5 separate regions of the Mus musculus genome follow, and all the other regions are linked to region 3. A link is a loop called in an ENCODE intact Hi-C map of the cell type or tissue named here. Cell type or tissue: left cerebral cortex. All regions are shown on one strand. Each heading gives the region's core, and the rest is flanking DNA. Links, peaks and the distances in the headings are about the cores only. Region 1 overlaps Pla2g4a (phospholipase A2, group IVA (cytosolic, calcium-dependent)). Region 2 overlaps Pla2g4a (phospholipase A2, group IVA (cytosolic, calcium-dependent)). Region 3 holds the start of Ptgs2 (prostaglandin-endoperoxide synthase 2). Region 4 has its middle 57 kb from the start of Pdc. Region 5 has its middle 38 kb from the start of Ptgs2os2.

Evidence for each region. Hi-C counts contacts between places; a loop is a spot of excess contacts. Peaks named below come from ENCODE experiments on the same cell type or tissue, not always from the same donor. Only the 100,000 strongest peaks of a DNase experiment are listed, where the experiment ranks them.
Region 1: it touches region 3 in a loop (2.6-fold over the local background); 7 of 42 quality-filtered maps call a loop at or near these places.
Region 2: it touches region 3 in a loop (5-fold over the local background); 8 of 42 quality-filtered maps call a loop at or near these places.
Region 4: it touches region 3 in a loop (5-fold over the local background); 5 of 42 quality-filtered maps call a loop at or near these places.
Region 5: it touches region 3 in a loop (2.8-fold over the local background); 2 of 42 quality-filtered maps call a loop at or near these places.

Annotation. Positions count from the first base shown.
Region 1 is chr1:149,853,883-149,860,091 of GRCm38, forward strand. Pla2g4a (phospholipase A2, group IVA (cytosolic, calcium-dependent)) reads right to left here. Exons shown (of 18, transcript NM_008869.4): 14 at 3,563-3,802. Among named protein-coding and RNA genes, the nearest start is that of Pla2g4a, 100 kb to the right of the region's middle. In left cerebral cortex, for the core only: a CTCF peak has its summit at 3,000 (motif pointing right); DNase peaks (open chromatin) are centred at 1,936 and 3,086; H3K27ac peaks cover 961 bases.
Region 2 is chr1:149,863,238-149,869,446 of GRCm38, forward strand. It overlaps Pla2g4a (phospholipase A2, group IVA (cytosolic, calcium-dependent)), which reads right to left. Exons shown (of 18, transcript NM_008869.4): 11 at 1,879-2,016; 12 at 1,674-1,766. Among named protein-coding and RNA genes, the nearest start is that of Pla2g4a, 95 kb to the right of the region's middle. In left cerebral cortex, for the core only: no CTCF peak of the experiment used is centred there; DNase peaks (open chromatin) are centred at 2,617, 3,162 and 4,291; H3K27ac peaks cover 2,938 bases.
Region 3 is chr1:150,096,971-150,103,179 of GRCm38, forward strand. It overlaps Ptgs2 (prostaglandin-endoperoxide synthase 2), which reads left to right and starts at 3,061. Exons shown (of 10, transcript NM_011198.4): 1 at 3,061-3,305; 2 at 4,004-4,120; 3 at 4,243-4,386; 4 at 5,021-5,164; 5 at 5,626-5,807. The coding sequence starts at 3,254. Ptgs2os (prostaglandin-endoperoxide synthase 2, opposite strand) reads right to left here and starts at 2,904. Exons shown (of 5, transcript NR_015466.3): 1 at 2,458-2,904. In left cerebral cortex, for the core only: a CTCF peak has its summit at 2,902; DNase peaks (open chromatin) are centred at 891, 1,800, 3,040, 4,175 and 2 more places; H3K4me3 peaks cover 2,603 bases; H3K27ac peaks cover 1,962 bases.
Region 4 is chr1:150,259,245-150,265,453 of GRCm38, forward strand. It overlaps the pseudogene Rbm3-ps. Among named protein-coding and RNA genes, the nearest start is that of Pdc, 57 kb to the right of the region's middle. In left cerebral cortex, for the core only: no CTCF peak of the experiment used is centred there; no DNase peak of the experiment used is centred there.
Region 5 is chr1:150,199,390-150,205,598 of GRCm38, forward strand. No RefSeq gene overlaps it. Among named protein-coding and RNA genes, the nearest start is that of Ptgs2os2, 38 kb to the left of the region's middle. In left cerebral cortex, for the core only: a CTCF peak has its summit at 2,811 (motif pointing left); a DNase peak (open chromatin) is centred at 2,810.

The sequences.
Region 1 (6,209 bases), core at 992-4,991, 240 kb before region 3:
AAACTGTGTCACTCAAAATTTAATGTGTATGAGCAGAGTTGCCATAGAATAAGATATAAGCTTCTTCCAATATTAATGTGTACATTGGACAAAATCTAAAATGTAAAGCCTTTACTTTTCCTTAGGTTCCATAAAGAATGTGTACAATTAAGAGGGGAATATCTTCTCACTATCTTAAAAGTGGCATTTCAGTTGTACACTATAGAAGGGGTATTTTGGGTTTTGTTTCACTTTTTATTACTGTTATTTACTTCTTTCTGTGTGAGACGGGAGGTCACACACATGCTATTGCCCATGTATAGAGGCTAAGGGCCACATGAGGGAGTTGGTTCTGTCATATGAGTCTTGGAGGTTTCACTTAGGGTGTCAGACAAGACAGTAAGTGACTTTATGCACTGAGCTATACACAGGAATTTTAATAAACTCATTTGAACCACAGGGATCACAGTTTGTGATAAACCTTTTAGCCTTCACAATAAACATGGGATTTTTCTAAAACTCCTACAGGACGGGAAGAAGATAAGGTTTCTTTCTGGAAAACCCTCATCTGTATGTACACTAACAAGCTCGGTGAATTCAGCCTAATACACAATTATGTCTAGCAATGGTGGTATCTAAATAATACATTTGGAGGAATTTATTATTGAACTAATTAGAACTTTTACATGTGTATCTCAATCAAGTAAACACAAATCACATTAAAAAATAATTTAAATGAAGTGTTTACTGAGATGGAAGAATAAACCTTTTTCCAAGATTATTAACAGAAACCAACTTTCCGTTGGAACGCGTCAAGAGCCTCTCAAACACTGAAGCCGGAGAAGTTGCTCAGTGTTTAAGGGCACAAATTGTCCCTGCAAAGGACCCAAGTTTCATTCCTAGCACCCACATCAGGCAGTGCACAACTGGAAGTCTGGCCTCAAGGCGCCAACCCCTCTCTTGCCTCCTTGTGCACATACACTGACACATAACTAGATAACCAAAACGTACTACTCTAAAACAAATCTCAAGAACAAATGTTTAGTGTATATGCTATACACTTTAGAATGATTCATTCCTTATGTTGATTTTACTTCTTTAAATTGCTAATAAGTGTTTTTATTTTTATTTTTTCAGGGAAAAGGCATGAGACAAGGTGATATATACACAGCAATTATTCTCCCAACCTCACAGCAAGGGGAAACCCCAGGCTGGCCACACTTGTGTATCGCTATGCCTCACTGACCTAGAGCTCCCTCAGAGTGGCTCGTTTTCTCTTTCCTATTCGTGTTATTATAGCCAAAGCAGAGAAATCCTCCCATGAACGAGCTCCTGGAAGAAAGGCCTTAAAGTGTGTTTAATCTTCACAACAGCAGAGGTTACACAGAACACGCTGGCCGGTGAATCTTGAGGTCCAAGCATGTTGCGAGTGCATCTAAACTCTGGACGAGTGCAGAAAGGAATGAAAGAAAGAAACCAGGTGAGGGTTCAGAACAACTGTTAAGACAAACAATAAAGAGGCATAATTCCTACAGTCACCGAAACACAGGGTGGCCCCTTTCAATTCTCATCTCACTTAAGCAGCAAATGATTGCTTATTCTCCATAGGTCCCAAATGTTTTTGTGTTATTTATATACACATAAATGTATTGTTTAATATTAAAAAAATTAATTTGGAACTCAGTGCTTTCTCTTATGGTCCTAACACTGACAAATAAAAGCATATTGGATACTATAAAACTACCAGGAAGTTCTTGAAATGTGGGGAACGTTTGCTAGGATGTATGCAGTGCAAACCTCAGATGAACTGTTTTGGCAAAATGATACTGAAAAAGAGATGAAACGAAGTATACACCAAGAAAACTTCCATTCTTACATCAGCAAAACAATGACTAATAAAGCCACAGGGATGGGTGGTGTGTGATGGAGGGAAGACTTAGAACAGCCCCTGAGACCTGTGGCCCAAGCCAAGATTTGCTGAGCCATTTGGAACAAAGACAACAGAACTAGTTTCTCTGATATTCTTTGTCTAGAAAGTTAAGTAGCTGAAGGTCCTTTATAGATCTAACAGCTATGAGTATGATTTGCTTGATTCTGTCAGCAGTCACCGTAAAGCACGAGTTTCAGAAGAAGCATTTACCACAGGACAGTTAAGACAAACAGTATAGTCACAAAACAAGAAAAATAATGCTTCCAGCTGTATGTTTTAATCCATTTTTAGTTCGGGTAAACTTACTCTATCACAATTAGATTTTTATTACAGATAATCTGCATAGATTTGGGGATAATAAATGTATAATTAAAAGCAACTCATGCCGGGCAGTGGTGGAGCACGCCTTTAATCCCAGCACTTGGGAAGCAGAGGCAGGCAGATTTCTGAGTTCAAGGCCAGCCTTGTCTACACAGTGTGTTCCAGGACCGCGAGGGCTATAAGAGAAACCCTGTCTTGAAAAAAGAAATAAAGAAATAAAGAAAAAATGTAACTCATATCCAAGAATTTAAGGCCGTGCACGCAATACAAAATGCAACATTTGTTCCCCTTAAAGTCAAACAAACAGAAACCAACAACAAATTCTGAAGCCTATAATAATTTCCAAAGGCAATGGGAAAGCTTCAGGGAGTTTTGTTGTTTATCTGATCTAAAGTTTTACAGCATCATAGTAATGACCTTAAGACAGAGATGATTAAGAAATGATATTTAGACGACTAAGATAAGATGATGGGGTGATTGAGAGGAAAATTTCAGGCCACCATATAAAAGATGTATCCCATATAACTTACCAGCAAGGCTAACGTAACATTTAATCTGTAAGTCACAGGGAACTGAAGAATAAAAGGTTACTACACTTGGGAATTTCACTTAGGGACAAGTGTGAAAGTGACTAGATTCTTAACCAAGCAACTTCACAAGGTTTCCTAGTCTTGCCTGAAAACTGGAGAGGAATTTTCCCTGTCCAGATGGGCACTGCAGAAGGCTCCACTCCAACCCCTGTGCTGCACGTTCCCTGTTACCACAAGGGGGCGCCAGGCCTAGAGAACTTTCATCGCATCCTCAAAGATCCCATCTGTAGAGACCTGGCCTTTTCCAAAGAGGCCCGCCCACGGGATAGAAAGGAGGAAATGAGACATAGCTGTGCTGCTTCTTCTCTTTCCGTTGCCAGGCACGACTGTGGAGGCGTTTGGGGAATGAGTCTGGTGTTTTTTGGAGTCACTCCTGGAAGCCTCGGACTTGCTTCTCTAATCCTTGGAACAACTCTGGAAGCACCTATTTCCCTACTTTACACTATTCTATAATTATCACGGTAGAGGTTTCCTGTTGACTCTAGGGGAACCCTGATCAATTAAGAAAGTATTTCAAAGAATATTTTCTATACTAGCATGGCTAGGCCATTACCTAACCAATGTATTTTTCTTCAATAGTAGCAGTAGTAGTAGTGGTGGTAGTAGGAGTAGCAGTAGTAGTAATGTCTCTCACAAGTCAATGTTCTTAAAATTGAGTCTAGTTAAATGTTGACCATAATTACAATGCTTCTCCCCAATTAAAATTAAAGATATCCTGAAGTAGCTTAGACGGCTTACATACCTGCTACCGCTGCGTCGAGCTCGTCATCGAAGGAATCCTGAGAGCTGAAGTCTCTCAGGGGAGACAGTGGATATGATGTGTTGAGATTCAAGCCCAGCATGAAGTTATGCACCTTTCCGGCACGTCCTTCTCGGGTATTGAATAAAGCCGAGTCGCTCACCAAGGCCATTAGCATCCGATGGACCCAACTTGCTTGGTTGTCGCTTTGGTACTCTTTTTCAGCTTCTTCATTCTCGGTGCCTGAAGGGGAGGAACATGCCACATGCCAAATATTTACACACGTGCCAAAATGTACAGGTTTTGGCTATTATTAGCTTTGTTAATCATCAAAATTAAAACTAAAGTTCTAGGGCTTTTGTGCAATAAAATAAAATAATATAACAGAATATAAATGCCCAGTCGTTTTTTGTTTTCAAGTCCTCATAGTTACCTTTTACCTACACACAAGGTCAGTCTATATTCTTCACTGAAACCTCTGGATCTATTTAAATTTTTCACATAAAAATTTTTCTTCCTTCTCCCTCTCCCTAGCTCTCTTTCATCCAACACACACACACAACACAGACACACACTGAGAGTCCATATTACTTCATACTACCACCTATGTTTTCTAATTTTTCCTAAGAGTCCATATCCTGCTTAATAAACATCCAAGAATTACACAAAGCTAGGCAGGACAGCAGACCCACCATCTGACTGCTGATAAATAAACACTCTCATGCATCGATCTTATGACCTGCTTATAAAGTCTGGGGATTTAAAACTCTGTAATTTAAACAAATGATATAAAGTGTTTTAAAATTCACCAGTGGTCCAGAGAAGCAATGACAAATGATTTCCTCCTCGCAAACTATGCCCAGATCAACTCTAGGGGAGGGCTCATTCTGTGTTCTAATCCTCTCCACGTTTAGTGAGTTTGAAGGAACCACTTTCCAGCCTTCCTTTCCTCATTAGGAAGTCAATCGCGCAGGATTATAATGAGAGTTATTGTGATTTGGATCTCAGGGTAAAGTTCTCAGGGAAGCGGCTGGCCTTCGATTCCAGCTGGGAATAGAAAGTCTTACAGCTGGCAAACTGCAGCATAATCTTATCAGTGTCAAAGAACACCTGAGCAGAACCCTTCTGCTCTGGCATCTAGGAACCAAGTGAATAACTATACACGCATACATAAAATTCTGTGTATTAATGGGTTATTTTTCTTTTTTTTTTTTTAGATTTATTTATTTATTACATGTAAGTACACTGTAGCTGTCCTCAGACATCCCAGAAGAGGGCATCAGACCTCATTACCGATGGTTGTGAGCCATCATGTGGTTGCTGGGATTTGAACCCACAATCTTCGGAAGAGCTTTCGGCACCCTTAACCACTGAGCCATCTCTCCAGCCCCATGGGTTATTTTTCTTAATTTTTAAAAAACTTATTTGTACTTTATGGTGTTTTTGTCTGCACATTTACATGTATTGCTTGAGAAGGCCAGAAGAGGGCGTCAGATTCCTTGGAACTGGAATTACAGATGGTTGTAAGCTGCCACAGGTGTCCAGGGGCCTCTGGTAGAGCAGCTAGTGCTTTTAACTGCTGAGCCAACTCACTACACCCACCACCACCTTGTGTGTTTTGAAAGATGAGCATCTATATTCAACTTCTACAATTTCCAATAAATATATACTAAACACACATAAAGCCGTAAGCAGACATCAGAGTAACCAAACTCTTCATTATAGAGAAAAAAGGAATGGACCTGAAAAAGATTCAGACGGCATGTTTCCAATTATATACCATTCAGGGAGAGACAACAGTATGGAGGGAGCAAAGGAATTAGTTTTCCCCAGCTGACCAATGGTTAGGTAGAGAAGATTTTGAGAGCTGTAAAATGACTCCATGTGACACTCTAGTGCATCATCCACATTGGGCATTAGAGACCAGGACACGTCCACTGAAGGGCATCCATGTAACAGAGAGTACCACTCTGATGGAACAAGTTATAGTGCGGGCGGGGAGGGGACATTGTCTGGGAGAGTATGGGGCAGGAGATTTACCAAAATGACCTATCTGTTCCATCTTTCATGGAACCTAAAATGCTTGTTTTAAAAGAACAGTAAGAACTAATAAAAAAAATATTCACAGTGTCAACCTCTAACTTAAAACAAAACTAAAACAAAAACAGCAAATTCAAAGTTCTTAAACTTCTCAGCCTCAAAAACTGGCTACTGCTGAATCGTGATTAAATGTCCTGGTCACTTATGTGATTTACTCAGTAAGTAACAATCAGCTACATCCATTTCATGACCTTTCCTAACTATTCTCAAAATACTTGACATAGGGCATAGGGCCCCTTTGTACTTGGCTTGTTTCCTTCATCAAAAACAAATTTAAAAATGCAAGTCTGATCAACTAGCCAAATGTAAAATTTGAACTTTTAAATGAAGACTTTCGAATTAAGGTATGTTTCCTACAGTCTTTCCAGGGCTTCAGCTATTAAGCAGGGCTAACAGTCAAATCGGTAACCCAGCACTGAACCCTAGTTTGGCACCATCCTGCTAAAGGCTTAGATGACAGAAGGGTGGCTGCTTTTTTGTTTTTTGTTTTATTTCTTCTTTTTATTTTATTTCTCTCTCTCTCTCCCTCTCTCCTGCTCCATCCCCTCCC
Region 2 (6,209 bases), core at 782-4,781, 230 kb before region 3:
AAAGTTGAACAGGTCATCTACCAGGGATGCCACTAAAATAAACCAAGCAGGATTACCTCACCCCTACACTTTAGCTCAGGCTAACCTAGATCTTCTTATAAAGCTCAGATTAAAGGTGTCATCTTACAATCTTCTGGTGGGGAACCCCGATTTGCTGTTGGTGGTGGTATAATGTTGGGGATCAAATCTAGGGCCCTGCACATGCCAGATAAGTTATCAACCACTGAGGCTGCCTCCCAGACCTTCTTCATCTTTATACACTTTGATTATATTTTAACCATGAAGAAATAGTGACTCTATTAAAGATCACCTCTGGCTCCAGATACTACCCACTTTGCCGGCCCCCTAACTTAGTGATGCTTGGATGGACCAAGTACTACCAACTATAACTGCCCTTTCTGCTTGATTTAATGTGTATTTAGAAATAGTTGGTCCTAATGAAAAGGTACAATCACTTTCCCAGTACTTACTTAGGAATGATCCAAATGAACAAATGGAACTCTTAAAGAATAGACTAATGAATCTTTGCATGCTATATATAACTATCAACAAGAGAAAGAAAACCTCTCAGGAGGAGAAACAGTACTACTACTCAGAAGGACATGTATGGTACTCCACGCCATGTTACAATTAGAGTCTCTTCTGCATAAAGCTTCATTATGTCGATAGCCATTGCCCATGATTGCTGAAGGTCACATATTGGTGGTGGTGGGGGGGGGGGGGACGGGGAAAGCAAATAAACATTTTACATAAATACATTTTTTAAAATGAATTGATTATTTTTAAAATATCATTTTTTGTATCCTGTGTTCTCCAAACAGACCAGAGATATTTCATGAACAGGAGGGCGGGGAAGATGTAATTGACTGGTAGCCCTGATCCCTGATACATTGGCTCCAAATTCACTCATTCATTATTCTTATTTGTTTTCTTTCTGAAACAGGATTTCATGTGTCCTGAGGAGTTCTCTGACTTGTGCCCCATGCCATGGTTCATGTTCCTGGGGATCAAATGCAGGATGTTGCAGACTATGGAGTGCTCTATAAACGGAACCACATCCTTGTCCCAAAATCTCTAATTCAGCATTGAACTCCACAGTCCATCAAAACATAGTGCTTACTGGGCATAGACCTCAAACCTCTGGGCAAATCATGATGATATGCACCACTTTTTAAAGTCAAATTTATTCATCCAGAAAAACATATTTCTAGAGTTCTATTTTAATAATGAATATAATCCACTAGTTCTCCATAGAGGTTGTCTATTTTTTAAAGATTTGGAACACTCATTTTTGAATTATTATAGGATGTTTGATTTAAAGAAAACCATTAGTTTTAGCTTACAAGACATGACTTAATTTATCTGCTTTTTGTTCTTGCTTTTGTAGTGTGTACTAGAATCATCTGATAAGCTAGAAACGAATGCCAGATGTAAAGCTCTTCTTAGGAACAACGAGTAATCTTTGTAAATTTCACAACTGAAATGCCATTAACAGTGCTTCAATAATTTGGACATGATTTTTAGGAAACACTTAAATTGTTTCAACCAAGTTACTGATGAATTCAGAATTAAATCCTTATGAAGATTTAATGTTCTCCACATATATGTGAGTCGTTTATCAGTATAGTTAATTATCAGTGTAGCTTTTCATCATCCGAAGCCTTTTACAATACCTAATTCCTCTTCCATTGTAGAGCCTTTATTCTGTGAGCCAGAAACTCCCAAAACTCTGTTGAACAGTATAGAAAAGGCACTGCCCCAGACACCTAGAATAAAAGAGAAAAACAGTAACTTCAAATGCATTCAAATTTAAGTTAGTTGAGAAAGAGAGAGGGAGAGAGGGAGAGAGGGAGAGAGGGAGAGGGTTTGATCACTCACCCATCAAGAAATGCAAGGGGTTTTCTTCATATTTTTTTACAACTGTTCCCATAAAAAACTTGCTTCCAAATAGGTCAGGAGCCATAAAGGTACCATATTTTGCCATGCCAATCTCATATGGACTAAATTCCACCCAATCTAGAAGCATTTTAGAAACAAGACACTTCATTAATAGAAAAATGACATACTGACATATATAGTCACACATAGTTAATAGTGGCTTTAACAGAACCATGATTAATTTCACTTATTTAAGCTAGTTTAAAAAAAAAACAATCCTTATGACACTCTTTAGTGATTGAGGAAGAAAAACAGATGAAAAAGACAATATAAAAGTTCCCTTCTAATCGGCACAAAGTGAATATCTTTTTCTATTTAAAAATTCAGACTTCTTTTGCATAGCCCATCTTAAATTTAAGACTGTAAAACTGAGTGAAGAAGTCTAACTCGGGCATAAAATCCATTAAGGAGACTAAAGAAATCAAACTCCTTATAGTAAATCAAACCTCTAACAAAATGGGGAAGAATTTTCAGTACCTTTATTCAACTTTTATTCTGTTAGTCATTTGTTCTAAAGTCCCAACCATAATGCCAAATTGTGATTCTGATTTCTTAGCAATACACCAAGCCCGGAATAGGAAGGTACACTGCCCAACAGAAGCAGTGGAGCCAGACAGTCTGGGATCCATCCCTAAGCTGGGGCTCGCTAACTGTGCTCATCTGACTAAATCAACTATCTCCTCCGGTCTTAATGCCCTAATCTTAGCATGAATAAAGTCAGTAGATGGTTTGTAAGATTAAAGCCCCAGTGAGCTAAGAAATGTAGGAAGCATCGGGAAAGCCATGACACATCTCAATAGCTCAGTTAATAGCAGCCATTGCAATATTTGTGGTCTGCCTATGGCATCACTGTGTCTAATCGTGATCTTCACTTTAGTGAGAATGTCTGGGATCTGACTCTTGCTTGCTATACGTACTGTTCCTTTTGGCTTCCCTTCTTAGCACCACTGTTCACAGCATTAATCTTACTTTAACATCTTTTGTGACTGCCTCCCTTGACATAATAGTTCACATCTGAAAACTCAAGTGCTATAGGGTCGATCATCAGACATGCTTCCATATAGCATCATCACCACAGAAACCATCACCACACTACACAGAGTGCTCCGCCCTCTCCCTGGATCTCCATGGTGACTTCCTAAAATGTCTCAACCCTCTTCTTTCCCTCAGCATCCCCCATTCTGATTCCCACCTACTAGTTTCAAAATAAACATAGGAAAATAGAAATCACAGAACACTGATACCAATTGAAAGCCTTCTAAGGCTGCCTTCTTAGGCTCTGAATTGAAAGGCAGCCTACTCTCCATCTGCCCAGTTTGAGCAGTCTCCCATCAACTCTGCCATCACACACCCTAATCATGCAAACTCTCTTGCTATTCCTTGGAAATCAAGGCCGTTTCCACAGGGTCCTCTACTCACTGTTCCCTTCTGCAATTACATGGCTTCTTTCAATCCTGACTTTGATGCCGTTATTAGGAATTCTCTATAAAGCCCCAACATCATGTAACTCCATCTCCACTCCCAATCTTATCCCACCCCAGTTTTGTTCCGTTTATTTTTGTGAGGTGATATTGTCTCAAATATATCATTCAAGAACCAAAATGCAAATGATCACAAAAATCACAAGCCATTCTGTGATTGTTTTGTGGTAATACTTGATCTGAACTCACTGTGGGGAAGGGCACTCTTCCTGTATTAGTTATCCCAGTCAAATGCTGGTCTCTCCTATTCAACAAATACCAGCTGTTTGATTATTTGACTCAACGGGGATACTGAACCATATCAACTATGGGAAAGATTTTAACTTTCAAGCATTTGAATGCCCAAGAATAATTTTATCATTTAAGAAAAAAATAAATCCTACTTAACCTGTACTGTTTACTCAAGGGAGAAGAACACTAGCCTCTTTCAAAAAGGAAGTTGTAAAATCATAATTGCGATGAGCTAGAATGGTTCATTCAAATCCAACCTGAATGGGACCCCTACAGATGCTCCATAGGACAGAGGCCTGTTTTAAACTGAGTAGTGTGGCATTGGTGAGACAGGACTAGCAGTGAGGCAGAGGGTACCTGGCAAACTCCTGTGTCAGTGTTTCCATGTCTAGCACTGTCTTGGAACCTTGTGAAAATTTCCTCTTTCCCTTTGATTGATCCCTCCTTTATTGCTTCTGTTGGCTTATCCATTGTGATAACAGACATTTTGCAAAACTCAGATCTCCCCTCCACCCCTTGCTGAAGGCTTCTTCCTCCAGCTCTCTAGCTGTTGACTCATGCATTTCAATTTCAGCCTCACTCCTGTACCCCCATCTGCTCACTCCCACTTCCTGCTCAGGACTACACTCAGATGTTCTATCATCACCTCCCACTGGCCTTGTCTGAAAAAAAAAATCACCTTCCCTCCTCTCCTACTTATTTGGTAAACTACATTATCACAGCCCAGACAACTGTGCTACTGACTGACTGCTTCACCAATTGCTGAAAACTGTTTGAGTCTGTGAAAGTTGTCATCATAATAGACTAGCCCTGAACATCTTCCTACTTGTTTCTTTCTTAAAGAGTGTCTCCCTGCCCTCAGGAACTCATCGCAGGGATTCAATTTGAATTTGGAAATAAGAAGCATCTCCTCTTCTACCATCTGTCCAGTTACCTTTGAAAACATTTTTAAAGACATTATTTTTGTATATAAATATTCTGCCTACATGTATGTATGTGTACCACATACATGTATGACTGGTACCCATGGATATCAGAAGAAGGCACAGGCTTCTCTGAAACTGAAAGTGAGGATAGTTGTTATCTATCATGAGAACCTAATTTAGGTCTTCTCCAAAAATATCAAGTGTTTTTAACTGAGCCATCTTTCTAGGCCCTACAAAGAAACAAAAAAAAAATCTTTTGCAAAAACACTAGCCTACTAATTTAATTGCCTAGCACCAAAACAATAACTCTTTCCCATTGTCATAAAACTAAGTAAAGACAGAGCTGCAAAGCAAACTGTTCCTAACTCAGCACTAAAGTCTTTCTCATGGACGTTTAGTCTACACCAGTGTGTGAGGAAGTCCTGGACTCCAAAATGCGGAGCTCAAGAATTTTAGTGACTCCCTAGAAGAGACCTTTGGCTTTTTTCTAAATATTTCCATGCCGTTCCTATTCAAAGATGCCTTTTGCCTCCACATCTAACTTGAATCATACTTCAATCGTCCCGTCCCTGTGAGGTGTTTTTATGACTATACTAAAGATATACGTCATACTATGTCATATCTACATACTCCAACAATTATATGTTACATGTACATTGTTAGTTTGTCCAGATTTTAACTTTGTGTCCTCAGTGAGATTCTACTTTTGAGAGAAAAGGCAATGAGTTCCAAAAATACGCTTTTAATCATAAAAGCTAGCCTAAGACAAGGCATGGTGGCATATCTCTGTAATCCCAACAACTGGGAAATTTAAGGCAGGTAGCATGAGATGCGTAGCAAGATCTTGTCTCAAAATTGATTAGTTTATCATGATGCTGAGTCCATAACCGTAAGTCATACTCAGTGCATGTAATTTATTCACCCCTTGTGAAAATATTAAATGTAGTTTTAAATCTTAGCAGTGGAACACAGTGGAGGAGTCAGACGATTTAATGGTTTAAACACTAATGTTCATTTGTTGAAAATCTTCCAAAGGAAAAATCGTCTAAAGATATTCCAAGAAGGAAGAAAAACATTCTCTGGTATTTATGAAGCACAGTTGTTGATAAAGCTTCTCTTAGCTGGTTGGGTTTTTTCAGCATTCTAGAAAATAATTCACTGGTTATTTCAGCCATTCTGTTCTGTATGAAAAAGCATTTTTAAGCAGTAAACGCAAAACATGTTTACACTCTTTCTTCTTTCTTTCTTTCTTTCTTTCTTTCTTTCTTTCTTTCTTTCTTTCTTTCTTCCTTCCTTTCTTTCTTTGCTAATTATTTGAGTCAAACCACTTGAACAGTCATGATATGCAACTCAGAACATCTTATCTGAGTACAAAATTTGAATAGCTAATGGAAGACACAACTTGACCCTCCTTATCACAGAGGCTTAGCAATGAAGGTTAATGGTACATAGCATCTCAGAACGTCATTTCTAGATCAGATGCATTCAGACCCAAGATAAAGAGGAAACTGGGCCATTTGCCTCCACGAAACTACTTATTCTTACTGTAGTTAATTTTTTCCTTGCCAATGACTGTCAACTAAAATCTCAGAGAAGATAGTTGGCACTGTGAAAAAGGCCATTCCGTTATTGT
Region 3 (6,209 bases), core at 778-4,777:
TATTCTTGAAGAACTGACTGCTATCAAATGCACTACTCCTCTTTATTACTTCTACATTTCTTTCCTCTAAAGAATGCTCTATAAAAACAAATAAAACTATTCTTGCTTTCCTCTATTACCACAGTATATCTTTCTTTTTACTTTTAACTTTCTCTTTGAATGGGATATTGTTTGAATTAAGGAATATGTCCTTTATTAGCCAGATGGTGGTGATACAAGTCTTCAAGCCCAGCATGTCAGAGGCAGAGGCAGGCAAATATCTGAGTTTGAGGCCAGCTAGCTCCATCTATGGAGTGAGTTCCAGGATGGCCATGACTACACAGAGATACCCGTGTCGAGGAAAAGAAAAAGAAATAACAATTAATAAAAAGCCAAACCCAAAACAAAAACAAAAATGTCATTTATTTCCAGTGTATGCATGAACTTTACATTTAATATCAACACTGCATGTTTAATTATCTAAGTGCATTATAAAATTAGAACGAAAATCTACCTAACAATCTACCTAGCATCTTAGGAGAAAAAAGTTGCTGAAAATTCAAGCAGCAGAAGAGGGCAGTAAAACTCAACAGAATGTTCTCAAAGGTGTTAGTACATTTCCTTATTTTCCTTTTTTAGAATCTCAAAACTCTTTCATATACTAACAAAATATATTTTCTACAACAGACACTTAAATATGTACCCAAGTGTACAGAGAACCACCAAAATTCCACACAGTTCATCACTACACTTGCTATATAATAAACATCTTATTAAGGAGCCTCATTACCATTGTGCTTTGCCATACAGAACAGTTTGAACCATCTTGATTTGGTTTGGGACAGTTAATATTCCCCTGTAACCAGTATTCCAATTGTGCCTGTACAGTGTGCTCTGGCATCCCAGACTTCTCAAAAGCAGCCAATTACAAAATACTTTCCCCTTATGTCCTTATTTGGACTTCCTTTCAAAACTGCTCTTGTCCTCCAGGTCTGAATTTCTTACTGAGTTCTCCTGTCATTCCGTAGTATATGGAACTCTCCTTACATCTGAGGTTACAGATTAGATCAACCAACTCAACCATACAGATAATTTTACTTGCATTTCTTCTATGATTATGTTTAATGTCTTTAAATGTCAAGTAGTCTGAAGGTGATTATTCTCTATGCCCTGTTTTTCCCCTCACTTTGAATTTGTAATGTTTTCTTTTTTTTTTTTTCTTTTAGTTTTTGTGAGACAGGATTTTTCTGTGTATAGCTGGCTGTCCTGAAACGTGCTCTGTGGACCAGGGAGGCCTCAGAGATCTGCTTAGACTCCTTTTTCTCCCTCAATGCTGGGATTAAGGGCCAACATCACCATCCACCACCACCCCCTTTGCCATAATCTCTTTTAAAACATCAGAATATACTTCTCTACATAATGGGCATACAATTAATATTAGATGAGGATGGAGTTGGTCAAAGTCAGTTGAAGATTTCACTAGAAAATGTTCGTACACAGTCAAGAATGTGGAATTTTATACAGTTCCTAGCTGAAGTTCGTATCAGGAGCTCTAACAAACTTAGTTTGACACCATGCACTTCCCGCATTTAAAATAAAACAGAAAACAAGAACTATTTAAAGGGATTCTCCAAAAGAAAACAGTCTGTGCTTTCAGTTGAAATTTCCCATAAGACTCCGTGTAAGAGGCTGGGAGTGCCATACCTGGACTGATTAAACATGACTAGAACAAAGGCCCTGGGTGACATGGAGTTTTAGTCACTGTGTCTCATGTAGCATCAAATTAGCTTGCACATGAAGCAAACAGTTAAAAAAAAATTCCATGAGTATTCTTACTTTCTGGGAGACTTCCGCAGAGTCAGGTATTTGCTAGAGTTTCCTAAGTGCTGCTTCTCATGGTCGATTGGATTCCCCCATGTGGATATTCTCCCCTTTCATTTTTGTTTTGTTTTGTTCTGTTTTGTTTTGAGCAGGGGTCTTGCTGTGTTACCCAGCCTGCTTCAAACCATTTTCCTGACTTAACTGTCCTCAGAATATAGTGTAATTTCACACTCTGTGTCATTTTTTTTATCCATTCACGCCAAGAACGTACAGTTTAGTTGAATTTTTTAGTTTCCTCCTTTTCTTATTTTGCTCCTTTTCGCTACTCCATCCTCACACCCCCTCCATGGCCAACACAAACACAGTAGGAAGATATCCAACACTATCAAAAACATCACCTCTCTAGGCAAATAATTTTTTATCAAACACTGTTTCTGAATGAAGTGAATTTTTTTTTAAGGTTAGGGAGAATAAGGCTAGTTATGGAAAAATAACTATTACCTTTTGATCCGTTGCCATAACATACTTTCTTGTAAACATGGACAGAAAAAGTTTTTAAAAGGTACATTTGAAAACAAATTCTTTCTAGTGATACATCCCGTGAAAAGAGTTGCTGATCAAAATGATAAAAGCTATGTAACAGCAGGGGGAAAATACCTTAAAGCAATGCTGTGGACACTTAGCATTCCGATGAAGTGGAGCTCAGCATCTGTCCCTGGGAAAGGCGAGTGCCAGGGGCTCCTGTGACTGCAGAACCCGGAGGGTAGTTCCATGAAAGACTTCAACCTAATTCCACCAGTACAGATGTGGACCCTGACAGAGGACACTCATTTCATTAAAAATAGAAGAAATTAAATTAACCGGTAGCTGTGTGCGTGCTCTGAGCAGCGAGCACGTCAGACTGCGCCCCAGTGGGGAGAGGTGAGGGGATTCCCTTAGTTAGGACCTTAGATCCCGGGAGGGGAAGCTGTGACACTCTTGAGCTTTTAGGCCCCCACTGGATGCGCGACTGGGAGGAAACCGGAGACCCCAAAGAGCGCCAGACTAGGCGCAGACTCAGCGAACCACAGGGCGCCTGGAGGGATGGAGAGGGCGGTGCAGCTCTCTTGGCACCACCTGGGGCAGCCAAGGGCAGCTTCCCGGCTTCCTTCGTCTCTCATTTGCGTGGGTAAAAGCCTGCCGCTGCGGTTCTTGCGCAACTCACTGAAGCAGAGAGGGGGAAAAGTTGGTGGGGGTTGGGGAAAGCCTAAGCGGAAAGACAGAGTCACCACTACGTCACGTGGAGTCCGCTTTACAGACTTAAAAGCAAGGTTCTCCCCATTAGCAGCCAGTTGTCAAACTGCGAGCTAAGAGCTTCAGGAGTCAGTCAGGACTCTGCTCACGAAGGAACTCAGCACTGCATCCTGCCAGCTCCACCGCCACCACTACTGCCACCTCCGCTGCCACCTCTGCGATGCTCTTCCGAGCTGTGCTGCTCTGCGCTGCCCTGGGGCTCAGCCAGGCAGGTGAGTTGCGCCCCGAGGCGCCCTGGGACTCCTCAGGCTCAGACCCCCTTTCTAGCAGTGTGGGCCTGGCTGTGTATTGGCAAAGAGCCTGGACTGCTTAAGTCCTGAGGAACTGCAACCCACTTTCAGGTTTCTTATTTGCTAAAAACCAATAGTCTTAATGGCTTACAGGTTGTCATTATGGTAAGACAATCTGATCAATACTTGTGAAAAGCATAGATGTGGGCAACTGAACAAGAGTGGCTGCTTTGAATACCTGTTAGAGTTTTTCTATCCACAGAAAAATCCAGAATACATTTTTAAAAATATATTTAAAATGCTAAAACTTGACTGTTTTAATTTTATTTTCTTTACACTAAATTTTGACTATTGCACTAGGTCGATCCATTTTAATATTTAAAGGGATGCTTAATAATTCTAGTCTGTGTGTCCGAGTTATTTTAAAAATGTTGGTAATGTGAACTATGAAGTTAGGTCCTCTGTGTTTCTTGCTTAAGAATACAAAGTTGCTTGCTATTTCCATAAACAGTTGATAAGACAGACTTAATTAAAATAATGACCTTTTTAAATCTGGGTCTACCTATGTATTTGTCAAACTTATCATTGTAAAGTTGACCCATAGTGACAGAATTAAATCCTTAAGTTAAGATGAGAACAACCAAGAGTAACTGACAGGATATCTTATTTTTTTAATGTAGCAAATCCTTGCTGTTCCAATCCATGTCAAAACCGTGGGGAATGTATGAGCACAGGATTTGACCAGTATAAGTGTGACTGTACCCGGACTGGATTCTATGGTGAAAACTGTACTACACGTAAGTTTTTCCTGGGGTATCTTCCTTTGGAATGTGGCCACATGTGTAACCATCATTCTGTAGATTTGTGTCCTATGGGGGAGGGGCCTGCTCATTCTTCCTCCTGCTTTGTCTCTCTCCAGCTGAATTTCTGACAAGAATCAAATTACTGCTGAAGCCCACCCCAAACACAGTGCACTACATCCTGACCCACTTCAAGGGAGTCTGGAACATTGTGAACAACATCCCCTTCCTGCGAAGTTTAATCATGAAATATGTGCTGACATGTAAGTACAACCCTCCCTTGTTTTCCAGCATCCTCCAACACAACTAGGCACTAGAAACCCAACCCCAAGAACTATCCTGACCTTTTCAAAGGGCTTGAAGTATACCTTTTCTAATCTGTTTTTCCCCTGAAATGTCTAAAATACAGTCATGAAAACCTGTAGTCTCTATTCTAGTTTTGACCCCTGTCCTTCATTCGTGTGGAGGAAGTGTGGTTCACTTGTTCATTGAATAAATACCCATGGCTCACAGAATTGTTCGGAACACATAGAATTGTTCTGAACCTTTGAAACAAATGGTTGACTAGGGTTTGGGTCAGAAGAGAAAAATAGCTGTCTGTAGTTATTGGTGAGGGCCATGCCCAAATGTCTCTGTCATCAGCTATGGAACAGGGAGTGGGTAGAAACTGAAAAGTCAAGACTACTGGAGCAGAATGTCCTGTGTAAAATTTAAGCTTTATTGAAGATGCATTTTCAGTGCTCTTTAAAGTTCAGCCATTGTACAGCAGGGTATCTTTGTCTGAAGGAAATCTAGTCTCTGTACTTGCTACATTGTACAATGATAATTGATATGCCCTTGTTGTTGTTGTTGTTTTTCATATGAGGACCAATGATTTTTTTTTCTTTAAAATTTCAGCCAGATCATATTTGATTGACAGTCCACCTACTTACAATGTGCACTATGGTTACAAAAGCTGGGAAGCCTTCTCCAACCTCTCCTACTACACCAGGGCCCTTCCTCCCGTAGCAGATGACTGCCCAACTCCCATGGGTGTGAAGGGTGAGTGTAAAGAAATACAGACATAGCAACTGCAGTGAGGCTTGGGTGTGTACCTAGAAAAGGTGTCCATTATGTAAAACTGTAAATAGTTTTGTCTTTAGTATGGTTATCCACAGAGGTTTATTAAAAGTACAGATGTAGTATGGGAAAGTAAATCTGCATTGATGTAATGTCTTAGCCTTAGTATGTTTTGCTAAATAGAACTGATGTTAGTTACAATTCATAAAAAATTCAATAACACCCCCTGCTTTATATCTTAACACTTGAATTTAAAACCTTAGCCCAGCCTGGGGTACAAGCCTGACACTGTGCCTCAAAACACAACAGTCGTATTGATGTTGTGATCTTCTTTGAGACGGTGCTTCTAAGTGATGGATGCTGTCATGTATTATACAGTCATCTGTTTGCTTGAACAAATAGGTGAATGGATAGATACTTACTTTAGAATTTACATGTTCCAGGAAATAAGGAGCTTCCTGATTCAAAAGAAGTGCTGGAAAAGGTTCTTCTACGGAGAGAGTTCATCCCTGACCCCCAAGGCTCAAATATGATGTTTGCATTCTTTGCCCAGCACTTCACCCATCAGTTTTTCAAGACAGATCATAAGCGAGGACCTGGGTTCACCCGAGGACTGGGCCATGGAGTAAGTGGGCTTAACTCAGATTTATAGCAAATCCTTAGGGAATGCTGACATCTTACCATGCCAAACAAATCACACCCATTTTTTTTTAATCCAAATGTCATGACTACTAAAACCATAATAGGTGTTCCATTTTCATTTTCTGATTTAGTAAAAATGAACTGACACACAGAGACATATTTTAATGTAATTTTCCTTACATTTTTAGTTTAAAAGTTTGGTCCATGAAAAGGGTCTATCTTCTGTAAATAAATAAATAAATTATTAGTCATCGGTGGCATTGGGAAGTGAACCTTAGAAGTTTGTGCTTGCCAGGCACTGGTCTCTGCTATTGAGGCAGAAGAGGTCCAGCCTTTACACACACACACACACACACACACACACACACACACACACACACACACA
Region 4 (6,209 bases), core at 807-4,806, 160 kb after region 3:
ACACTGATATCGAGTAGCTTGTAAGTAAAGGCTGAGAAGAGATATCCAGAGTCACATAAGAACCAAAACAAAATAGGTAGGGAAACGATGGGTGTCAGGGTTAAAAGATGGAGCCAGGAAGGCCATACTGGTTGTCTAACAAGGGACATGAAACAAGGGTCTTTAATTTAGAATGTAGGTTCTTTTCAATGATGTTGCCTAGAGCAAATGGGTTCATGTGTCTTATAAATCTGGAGTAGTTACAGAGAAGGGAAGGCAGGGACTGAATGCACTGGATGTAAAAATTACAGAAGAACTAAGAGGCAGAGATATACAACTTGACAGAGTTAGTGAAAATGAAAAAATGTTTTGAAAAAATTGCCTTTCCAACATTCAAATGCGAATTGAGACTAAATACTAACCTCACAGACTGTTAACTGGTAGCCCTCTGTGCTGGCTATGTACAGTGAGAAGCATCCTGTCATCAATAGGAATACAATAAAATTTATGGTGTCTGTTCTGTTTCACTTAACTGATACCCCTTTCCTTTGTGATATCTGTAACATTTAATGGCACTCAAACACTTTACGTGTAATTCTCAGTTCATTTGGCTGGTAGTGTGGAGTATAGGGACTTCAACTGACTGGTTGCTTCTCATTAGTAAAATGTCTGCCACGTCACCTAGTAATCCTTAAGAAATATATCTGTAAAGTAAATTAATAAGGACTAGATTTATTCTAACTACAACTGGCTAAATTCATCCTACATCCATGTTATACCCCAAAGATATTAAACTATAAAAAGTTGTTTTCTTTATGGAAATTAAGATCATGTCCCTGAGTCCAATATAGTAAATATATTTTCTTTTGTTTTTAGTTTTTATAAGGTGAATATTTTCAGTGGTTCAAGTTTCTATCATTGTTCATTCCTTGAGCATAAATTTTAAAACTACTCAAAACTGCCTAGTTGATCTAGACAGTCATACCCACTGCTGTTCAGCCCAGCAGATGACTAAAGCTAAGTCTAGCAAGTTTACCGAAAGCAATGCAAGTGGAAAAAAGGAAAAATTCACTTGATATTTGAAGTGGAAAAGTAAAACATGAGTCGGCTTTAAATTGTATTTTTAATATGCTTCGTATTTCCTAAGCTATAATTTTAGTGACTCATCTGAAATTATTGTGTCTGTGTTATTCAGGGAATCTCAGAAAAATGTACAGTCACCACTGAGCCCTCAGTAAATCAGGTATGGGGTTTTATGATATCTGTCCTACAGTAGTCAAAGCATTATCTGTGCTTATCTCCCAAGGCTAGTCAACATCACTTGGAGAATGAATCAAGCCATCTCCTTGAAAGAACTTAGCAATTTCCTGTGCCCAGATTGCAACACTATGGCTTGGCTTGTTTGTTAAGACACTAAAACTAGGACAATTTCTCTAATTATACCATATTACCCTTTATGTGCAAAATCAGTGGTGCTCAACCAGGGGCTACTGGGGTGTCTGACATTGATGACAATAATATTTAGAGATATTTTGGTTGTTGTAACTAAGGTGGCAACAGGTTTCCTATAGACATTTGGTGGATTCAGTTCAGAAATGTCAAAAAAATTCTCAGATGACCAGGGGAGTCCCCACAACAAGCAATCACCCAGTCCAAGAGATCAGTAGCATCAAAGTATGTGCTGAAACTGGTTTCTCAGCTTTCCGAGGACCCTCAGCATCCTTGGAAGCAAATCTCAATGCATTACCTTTGCATAGCTTTTCCTAAATCAACGTGCAGTACTAGCTTCACTGACTAAACTTCCTACCTATACATTAGATTTGATTTCATGGTGACTCATCTTGACAAACCAGTGAGAAATTCAAAGTTCAGGCTTGCTGCTGACACTTGTTTTTCCCTGATTATAATTTGAGTTCTATTATAAAAACCATTTCATAGATTTCCATTTCAAGAAATTTACTCTACAATAATCTACCTTTCTACCCTGCCTTTTTAAACTTCTCCAAACTTCATCGCCTGTACCAGTGGTAGCACAGATAATGTGTTAAAAAGTGTGAAGGAGCAGCTAAGTATTTTATTGTTCTTCTAGCAAAAATGTTTAAATAATATTTCTAGAAAGTCATATGGCCAATGTCAATTACTGAGTCACTTTAGTAAAAATAAATACACATTAAAAGGCTATATAGTATGGCCTCCAATATCAGCTAAAACTCTACCTCTAAATAAAATTGAAAACCTTGGTCTATTTTTTTCATCCACTTGCAAGCCAGTGATCATACCAACGACACCTATAAAAGGAACAAATGAAAGCAAAGGAAAGCTCCAAGTTAAAATAAAGTAGAGTTTATTAGCAATATTCTCATTCAAATGGTTGTCCTTGGTGGAGGGTCCTTTAAGAAGTAATCACTATATTAATTGACCATTATTTCCCTGGCTCTGAACAATCTCTTAATACATTTTTTAAGTGCAAAGATTCTCCAATATATATGGAGGAGTTCATCAAGGTCATGAATTGTAGGAAGTGGTTTTAAGGCTCAGAATAAGTAATGCCTTGCTGATATGGCTCAAAGACGCTTGTCTCCTCCAAAACTCCTACATGGAAACTCATGTTGAAATTTAGTCCCCGTCATCAAGCTTTAAGAAGGTGGAAACTAAGTAAGGCCTCTAGAAGGTGACTATAGTTAGAAAATATTATGTGGTAGAGTTCTCATGATTGAAACTAGTCATACACACACACACACACACACACACACACACACACACACACACACGACTTTCTTTCACCAAGTGCCAAGTGACATCCTGTGCCATGTAATGGTCCTTCCATCAAGAAAGCCCTTACAAGACCTTGGACCAGAACCATGAGAAACAGTAAATAAATCTCTTTTCTTCATACCTGTCTCTGGTATTGTGTACTAGCAACAGAAATGAAAGCCAGCCACAAGCTCTGTCATCTCTCTTGGTTTCAGTGAATGGTTAGTCTTAACTGATTCTCACTCTATGGGAGTTTATTTTCTCTCGTGTCTTTAATACTAATGCAAGCATGAAACATGATTGCTTGTTCTATGCTTTCATAAAGCTAATTACACAAGCCTTGGCCTTCTGTCAAGTCTATGATCTCTCTAGAACAGCAGAGATAGTTGCACTGAAAGAACCCACCCAACTTAAATTACACAGCAGCTGTCATTGGAGGATTATGTTCCTAAAATCTTCTATACATACAGTTTGATTCTCTGCCTCCTTTACCTCTCTTCTATGGATTTTGTATACCATCATAGTTCTAGTGCCAACATTATGTTCTTAAGCTTGGCTTCAGTCTGTTTCCCTTACCTCTTTTAACTGCTGGTTTCAGACACATGTGGCATTACTGGCATTTCTATTGCATTGAAATCCCTTCAGCACACTCTGAAATTCCCTTCTGTGCTGGCAAACATGATCTCTTCCTACTCTAAACAACTAATATCTTCTCCCACTTCTTTCATTTCTATGAGGCCAGATTTCTTCCACAAAAAGCTTCTCTCTCTCTCTCTCTCTCTCTCTCTCTCTCTCTCTCTCTCTCTCTCTCTCTCTCTCTCCCCTCCCCTCCCCTCCCCTTCCCTTCCCTTCCCTCCCTTTCTTTGAGTCCTTGAACTTCTGATCCTCCTGCCTCCATCTCCATCTCTCAAGTGCTGGGATTACAATTATGGGCCACACTTGCTTGGTCTATGTGATGCTGAGGTTGGAACCAACAGCCTCTTACATGTTAAAGCAGCACTCTATCAACTGAGCTACAGTGTCAGATCCAACATTTGTTTTCAGTGTCTGATAAAATCCTTTACACCACTTCTGGATTCCGTTCTAGAAAGGACATGGGCAGTTCCATCTCTGCTCCAAACTTCTAACTAGACCCTACTGGGCTAACTTCCACCTTTTCCAGAACAACATCACATAAGCTTCCTTGTCGAAAAAGCAAGATATTCTTTAACATCAAACCATTAAGTAAACCATTTTGTTTAACTTTAGAATTGAGTTTTGCCTGTGTATATTTATGTGTATCGTGTACTCAAGGAAGTCAGAAGAGGTGTGAGATCCCCACTATTGTGTGGGTGCTGGAAACCTAACCTGGATCCTCTGCAAGAGCAACAGTACTCTTAACGGCTGATCTATCTCTCCAGCTATAAACCATTGTTTTCTCACTAGCCATCTACTGAGGATAGGAGGATTTCTGGACCACAACTATGCTCACAAATTCCCCTTTTATTAGTAAACGGTCAGAGCAGAGCTCCGCAAATCCTACAACTTAAACAGTAGAAATGTATTCTCGCAGAACACGAGACTGAGATGGGTGTGTTGACACCACTGGATTATTGGCCTGTAGACGCTTTCTTATGCCTCTGTCTTCGAATGGTCTTTCATCTGCCTGTGTCTATAATTAGGACTTCAGCACAGGAATTTTAGAATCATGTTGATAACACCTACCTGTATTTTTTTTTCTTCCTCCTGTTCCTCTCCAATTCCTACCCAACATTTAAGACCACACTGAAAATGTCTGTCCACCCAATCCTACCTAATTATTCTAGCTTGACTTTCACTCTTCCTTCCTGGGTTCTATTGCATTACTATATCAATTATGCAATTTCCATTTCCTGGCTAAAGATCTATTCCTGAAAAGTCTAAGCCCCCTTTTAAGCTCTCTAGGTTTTTAGTAAGTGATTACTATGTAGAGATCAGAGATTCATCACAATTCAAATTCCTTGGTTAAACCTGCCATTTTTGGTCCATCAAAAAAGATGCTTGAAGACTTTGCTCTATACTAATAACAGTAAGGCTAAACAAACAGAGAAATTTTCCCATGCCTAAATTGTAACTCTCCAGTATCTTAAACATCTTTCAGGATATTATTCAATATGATGCTGTTCTTGTAGATAATTCCTAATAAGGAATTATCACAAATAAAAAATCCAATAAAAAAAATCTGAATGCCGCCATTCAACTCTCTGAGAAAGCACTAGATCCTAAGCTTCATGCTGTTCCCCTCCTCTTAAAGAGTTCCCTCAAACGTATTATATCTGGAATCAATATGATCAAATAATTAAAATACAGTATGTCTCTTCAAATTCTTTTCTGTGTGTAGAAATCGGATACCACATCCATATCTGAAAGCTTTCAGCCTTTGGAAGGAGGAAGCAAGATGATCAGATGTTCAAGGTCAACATCAGCCACATGGGAAGAAGTCTAAGGCCATGGGGAACTACCAGAGCTCTCCTTGAAAGATGAACAAAAGGGAAAAGAGAGTCAGCATTGAATGAATGCAATGCAGATTAATGATTATATGAAGAATATAGCAAACTCATCCACCTACATTATCTGATTTAATCCTTACCCACTTTATGAAAGCATAGCATGCTTACTCCTGCCTGACAGGCAAGACATGGTAATGCTAAGTAACTAGCCGTAAATGTCTTGTTGGGTCAGTACAAGCCGTCTGACACTAGTGGTCAAAGGCGATGTAAGTTCCCACCCATCAACAGCAACAGCAGAATTCCCTCTCTAATGCTTGAACTATTTTGTTCTTTTCTAAACCATTAATTTTAAAATGTCTAGGAATTCTATGTGTGTATGTATGTACACACACACACTCCACAGTATCTGGTCATCAGAGGACAGTTTTTTTAATTAATTTTTTTTTTAGATATTTTCTTTTTTTTTTTTTTTTGTGTGTGTTCAGGTTTCATCTTTTAATTAGCTCCATAAAGGACATCCTAAACACATCAGACACAACAGAATACTTTTCTTCCAGTATTAAAAAATGACATTCACAAACATTTTAAAGAAGCTCTTCTATATAATCAGGATGGTGATCTTTAATAAAAAACATCTCTAAGCAATCATGATCTTGACTCGGATTGTTCATAGGTACATTCAGAAATCACTTTCTGGCCATGATAAACATTGTTTACAAGGTTTTAAAATGTCCCTAAATACACATCAACTTTAAAAACTGATTTAGCCTGGCCACTTTTTTCTTTTGGCCAGAAACAATAATCCTGAGTGCCTAAACAAAAATTCTGATAAAAGGAAAAATATTGGGACTGTAACAAATGTCTTAAAAATTGTTTTTAAAAGGGAAAAAAATGTTTAAAGAACACATGGAGCTTTCTAAAAGTTCTTTAACAAACTACCTTGGGAGCTCAATTCAAAAATAGAACTTGATGTACTAAAACAGACGTTTCAGCGCAGCTCCAAAAATC
Region 5 (6,209 bases), core at 952-4,951, 100 kb after region 3:
AAAATGACATTAAGAAAACCGCATTGATCATAGAACCATTTGCAATCTGTTTAATGTGAATGGTTTTGTCCTAGTCAATCCACAGGACATATTCCTGCTCCAATCTGAGACACCCAGGCCAGTTAAATGCCAGAGATAATCAGATGATGAAAGGCAAGCAAAAGAACATAAGCAACAGGGGCTGGAGAGATGGCTCAGTGGTTTAGAGCACTGACTGCTCTTCCAGAGGTTCTGAGTTCAAATCCCAGCAACCACATGGTGGCTCACAACCATCCGTAATGAGATCTGACACCGTCTTCTGGTGCATCTGAAGACAGCTACAGTGTACTTAGATATAATAATAAAATCTTAATAAATAAGTAAATAAATAAATAAAAATAAATAAAGGACACAGGATAAAGGTGCCCATACTTTACCTCAAAAAAAAAAAAAAAAAAAAAACCTTAAGCAACAGAAGCCAATGTAATTTGACACCACAAGAACCCAGTACTCCTACCACAGCAAGCCCTGAATAACCTAACACACCCGAGGAACTGCCATGCACCAGCCTAGTCAGCCCCCCTCAATCCGTGGGAATCAGGAGTTCCAACAGGTAGATGGAGCCGGCGAGAATGAGGTGACAAACAGACCCAACACAAGGGAGTGTGGATCTGAATGTTTTGTCCAAATGAACACCAGATTTTTTTTTTATACAGAAGAAAAACAAGAAAGGCCAGGTGAACACATCCACCAAGTTTCATTGACACAAAACAAAAAGAATACATGTAGCAGGGACCAGGCCATGACACATGAGCCAGGTGAATGCTCGGAGGCATTCTATTGTTAAACCCACCACCAGGGCTTCTTTAGTAAATACCTGATTATTCTATTCCTCTGGGCCTAGTGAAGAAACCTATACCGGGGGATTCCCTTCCACTAACCCACCTATTTGCTAGGCCATTGTGTATTCCTGTGTCTCAGCTATTGTCCTAAGTAATTTCTATGCAGACTAGCCCTGAGCTTTCCTAGCTCTGTTCTAGTAAATAGTAATGCCTGATTATTTTCACTGTCTCTACTAGAAGTGAATTTGAATGTTACTAAATAGGTAACATTCTTACTGAATTACCTCTTGTATTAAATCTTTTTTTCTCGTGAATTTTATTCATTTTAACTTTGTAAAAACTAATAAAAATAAGCAAATATTTTTCATTAAAAGTGAATAATACATTTTGTGAACTTAGTTTTTTACAAACTTCCTAGGGAAATAATTAAGTTATATAAAGGTATTCTCCACAGCTCCTTACTATTAGCACAACAATGCAATTTTATATACTTTGGAGTCTAAGAGTACACATCTTGGAATAGGAATGGGGTTTGTTTTAATCCTGGGTATACTAATTTGACCACTAAAAAGGATATCATTTACTTAATTTCTTTATCAAATTGTGAACATTTTAAAAGTTATACATACTTCATATTTAGGATCCAATGTGTTCAAAAATAAGAAATCTCCCTTTTGAGGCTCCAAGGCCTGACACTATTATTAATGCTGTGGTGTGCTTGCAGACAGGAGCCTAGCTAGCATGGCTGCCCTCTGAGAGGCTCAACACACAGATGAAAGAGTCAGATGCAGACACTTACACCCAACCAATGAACAGAAGCTGGGGACCCCTGTGGTTGAACTAGGGAAAGGATGGAGCAAGCTAAGGAGAAGGGTAATCCCATAAGAAGATCAGCAGTCTCAACTAACCTGAACTTTGAGACCTCAAATACACTGAGCCTCCAACCAGGCAGCATACACTAGCTGATATGAGACCCTGGACACATATAAAGCAGAGGACTGCGGGGTCTGGCCTCAGTGAGAGAAGCAGCACCTAACCCTGGAGAGACTTGAGACCCCAGGGAGTGGGGAGGCCTAGCAGGGTAGGGGTGGGAATGGGGACATCCTCTGGGAGACAGGGATGAGGTGGGGGTTGGGGAATGGGATGAGGAACTATCAGAGGGTGGAACAGGAGGGGGATAATGACTCAACTTTTAAAAAAGATTAAAGATAATTTTTTTAAAATTCTCTCTTTTGTTCTTAGTCACGATAAATGCAGTGATTTATTGGACATCTCCAAAAGTTTTCTCCTCCTTTCTATTTGTGGTTCCTTGGCTTTCTTTGTGGTCTTCCCTCCCTAGAAAATTTCAGAAACATTATAGATTTAGAGATGTTGATGGAGCCCCAGATGGAGGTTTAATCAGTAGATAACTTTCCTTTTTACTTTCTTTTTTCCCTTTCTCTCTCCCTTCCATCAATCCAACCTTTCTTCCTTTCTCTTTTTTATTCTTTCTTTTCATCCTAGTATCATACTCCTGATGACCCAAATTAAGTCAGACAGTCACCTAGACTCTAGCAGCTATGGACAGTAGGCTAGAATTTACCATAGAAACAGCATCACTCCTATATGACACTAGAGGGGAAAGACAGTGTTGGGGAAAGTAGAAAAGGGCCAAGGGGCATTATATTGACTATCCAATCAAATAAAGGACTTATTCTCCAAGTTCAAACAGCTCAGAAACTAGAGCTACAAGTGACAAGCAAAAGTAATCTGATTTTTCTTATCTTTTCCTTTCCCTGTGATTTAGTTACAATGCCTTGTTAAGATGCTAAGTGGTGTGGAACAGATGATAAGCAGAGATACACTATATTCTGAACCATAGCGAATTCATAGCTAGATATACAAAAACTGACGCCTAGCAATTTTACCAAAAAGTATTCATTGATGCATTAAAAATATTAAATGTCCCAAGATCATATTGTTTGAGGAAAAAAATACAGCATACTACAGCCCTCTCCTGGAGAGTCATGATATACACTTAGGTTCTGCTTTTTAAGATAACATTTTTTTAAACAAGAGGACAATTGTTTGTGTTCTGTGTTTCTTCTCTTCTAAAGGCTTTGGACTCACTGTTTTCTGCACATCAATTTATCTTAGTTCTGTGAGTGGCCTCAAGTTTTTTTACATGCTAAAGCCCTCACTGTTGCTTAAATTTAGGATAGATAAGTGTTTTGGAGGGCTGGACAGTTTTTAGGTAGTGGGGGTCCACAGGCCTGGGGACCTAAATGTAAGCGTTGGGTTAGGAAGACATCTTTGGCTTCATCATGAGTCAGGCCCTGGTCTGACTCTAACAAATTCTACCATATTCAATGTTTTGAATACTTTTCTATTCTGATTTCATTCCCAAAGCAGCTAGGATTTTGGAGAAATCTAATGCAATTCATCAAAAGAATGCTAAACCCCTTGAGATAAAGGCTACATTGTAGTTATGGTTTCTATAGTTAGTTTAAAAAAAAGTCCATAAAGATTTTTTAATAACAACATGGAACTTTATTAAATCTTTATTATATTGATCTCTTCTAATAAGTAGTAGATCATGATAGAAAGCATTACAGAATAATTCAGGAGTAATGTAATCATACAAATTCAAATTTTTCATGGAACTTCGAATTCATCTTCTCTAAAAGTTTATTTTTAAGAAAATGTTAAAGAAAAACAAAAATAAACAAACAGAAGAGACCTTACCATGGAAAGTGGTATCTATTAGAGTCAGGCCTCTCATGGAGAATAAGGCATCTTAAAAGAAAACATGTTACCATAAAGCCTACACTATCATAGAAAACTAAAACAATGAGAAATAGAATTGTTGGCATGACAGCTAGAGTTGTAAGGCCATTTTACACTGGGTTCAAAGACATGTCAGCCTAGGTAGCTTCTCCTTCATTGGTGCTTGAACAAATTGTTACTGTGAATCACCAAGCATAGAGAAAGATCTTGGTGACTACGAGAACACATCTTACCGGGTGACTTTTAATGTGTGTGTGTGTCATTTATATCAAAGGATCATGGGGCTATCCCACATTGCAACTATGAATTACAAGAAATTTAAAGGGAAGTTTTTGAAGATTAAAGATTGGAAAATCCCTACTCCTTCTGTCGCAATGAAAAAAAAATCCCATGTAACTGATAAAATAAATAAAGGATATATTCAAATAGACGTTTCAAATAAATCATTGGCATACATGTAAATTGAGCCCATGTAGACAGATACGGTGAAGGGAAGAGATACAGGAGGCAGGAACAGGAAATCATTTCTAAATAAAATACAAGTGCAGTTGATTAAGAAAAAGGAATGTTTCCTTATAATCTTTTTTCTTTCATTGAATGTAAATTCTATTCTCACATAAACTATCCTGATAACAGTCTTCTTTCCCTCTACTCCTCCCAATTCCTCTCCCACTCCCCCCACCCCACTCCCTTTCTGTCTCTCATTAGAAAAGAACCAGTTTCTAATATAAAATATCAAAATATAACAAAATAAAATATAGTAAGGTTTAAAAAAAAACTATCACATTGATGTTAGACAAGACAAACAATCAGGAGAGTTAAAGAGAAGGCACACACACTCAGGACTTCCATCAAAACACTAAACTGAAAGTCATACATTAAGTGTAGAGGGCCTGGTAAAGACCTCTGCAAGGTATTTCAGTGTCTGTAAGTTCATATGAATCTTGCTCATGCTCTGACAAGAGAGATTTGATGGAGACATCCCATTAAGGCTGTGTGTTTCAGAGTCTCTTTCCTCTCTCTCTCTCTCTCTCTCTCTCTCTCTCTCTCTCTCTCTCTCTCTCATGTTTGGCTGTGAGTCTGTGCCTCTGTTCCCATCTTCTGCAGGAGGAAGCCTCTCTAATGATGACTGAATAAAGCCTTGATCTATGAGTATAGCAGAATATCATTCGGAGGCAATTATTATTAATTTTTTAAAAAATGTAGATCAATAGTGTTTGGTTTTGCCCTAGGTCCCTGGCTATCTAGTTAGTCTCTGATTCTTTGTCTCCCAAGCAATGTCGATTGTGAATCACATGGAATTGACCTTAAGTCAAATCAGATATTGGTTGGTTATACACACAAGCTTTGTTTCTCCATTGCTCTAACATACCCTGCAGGCAGCACACTGAATGAGTGAATGAATAAATGATTATATAGGAAGAGCCTCTGGGGGAAGGACAACCCAGTCTCTGGGCTGGAGAAGTTTGGGGTAAAGCAGCAGGATACACCAGACAGGAGGACCCTGTACCAGGTAGGAGCTGAGGGATGTTGGGAGAACCTGATGGCCAAGCCCACTTTGATATGTTAAGTAGACAACTCAGCATTTTGCCCCAGGTTTGAAAGCTAACAGACACAATTGTAGATCAGAGATTGTGTGGCTGGCTTGGTGTTTGTATTTCTCTTTTGCTAGTCTACAGACTACCTTCCTATACCAAAAACACTGTACCATAGGGGCAAAGAGTCTCTACAGGCAGCAGTCTGACTTCTCCATTTCCAATGAGTTATGTAGGCATTGTCATCAGTAAAGGGGCCTTCTGTCAGTTTGTAGAGAGCAACCTGTTGTCTTGCCAACAGCCTGGGTTCTTTGGGGGATTTCCATGACACCTCTTTGGCCAACAACTCAAGTAATTGTAACCCAATTCCAGGACTGGAAGCTGCATTTGGGGACAAGAGATGACCAGTTGGAGCACTGCCTCCCCCACTATTTGGGGATTTCATTTACATGACCCTCATATATGTACATATTTTAGGAAGCGTCTACTGGATTAGGTTTCCAATCCCTCAAATGTCTCTTAATTTTAGTTATCTCTCCCCCATGTGACTCTACAATAAAAACAAAGAAATAATTGTTAAGAAAAAAAAAGTAACAGCAAGTTTCAGGACTTTTATATGGTCCTAGCTGGATGAACAAAATTAATGAAAAGAAAAGGAAAGGATACGACTCCTAAGGTATGGTGTTGAAGAAATATTATTGTAGATATGTAGGAGAGCATAGTAAACATGACTCTGAGCCATGTGGGGAGAGGGGGAGGAAAGAGAGAGGGAAAGCAAGTACAGCCACTAGGAGGTCAAAGGCACAAAACAGGTGGGTAACCAGAAGGACTGGGTATCTGGAAAAGTCTCTAGGGGAAGGTCAGCCCAGCCCCTGGACTGGAAAGTTTAGGGGACTTTGTGGAGTATGCCAGCCATACCTTGTAACAGGTAAAGACTGAGGTATGCTGGGAGGATCAGGCCAGTGCAGTCCACTCTGATATGTTCAATAGGCACCTCAGCCATTTGTCCCAGGTTTGAAACTTAAGACTATCTAGTGTAAATATTTTTGAAATATGTTGTAGTGCGGATCTGGAGACCTCTATTTGC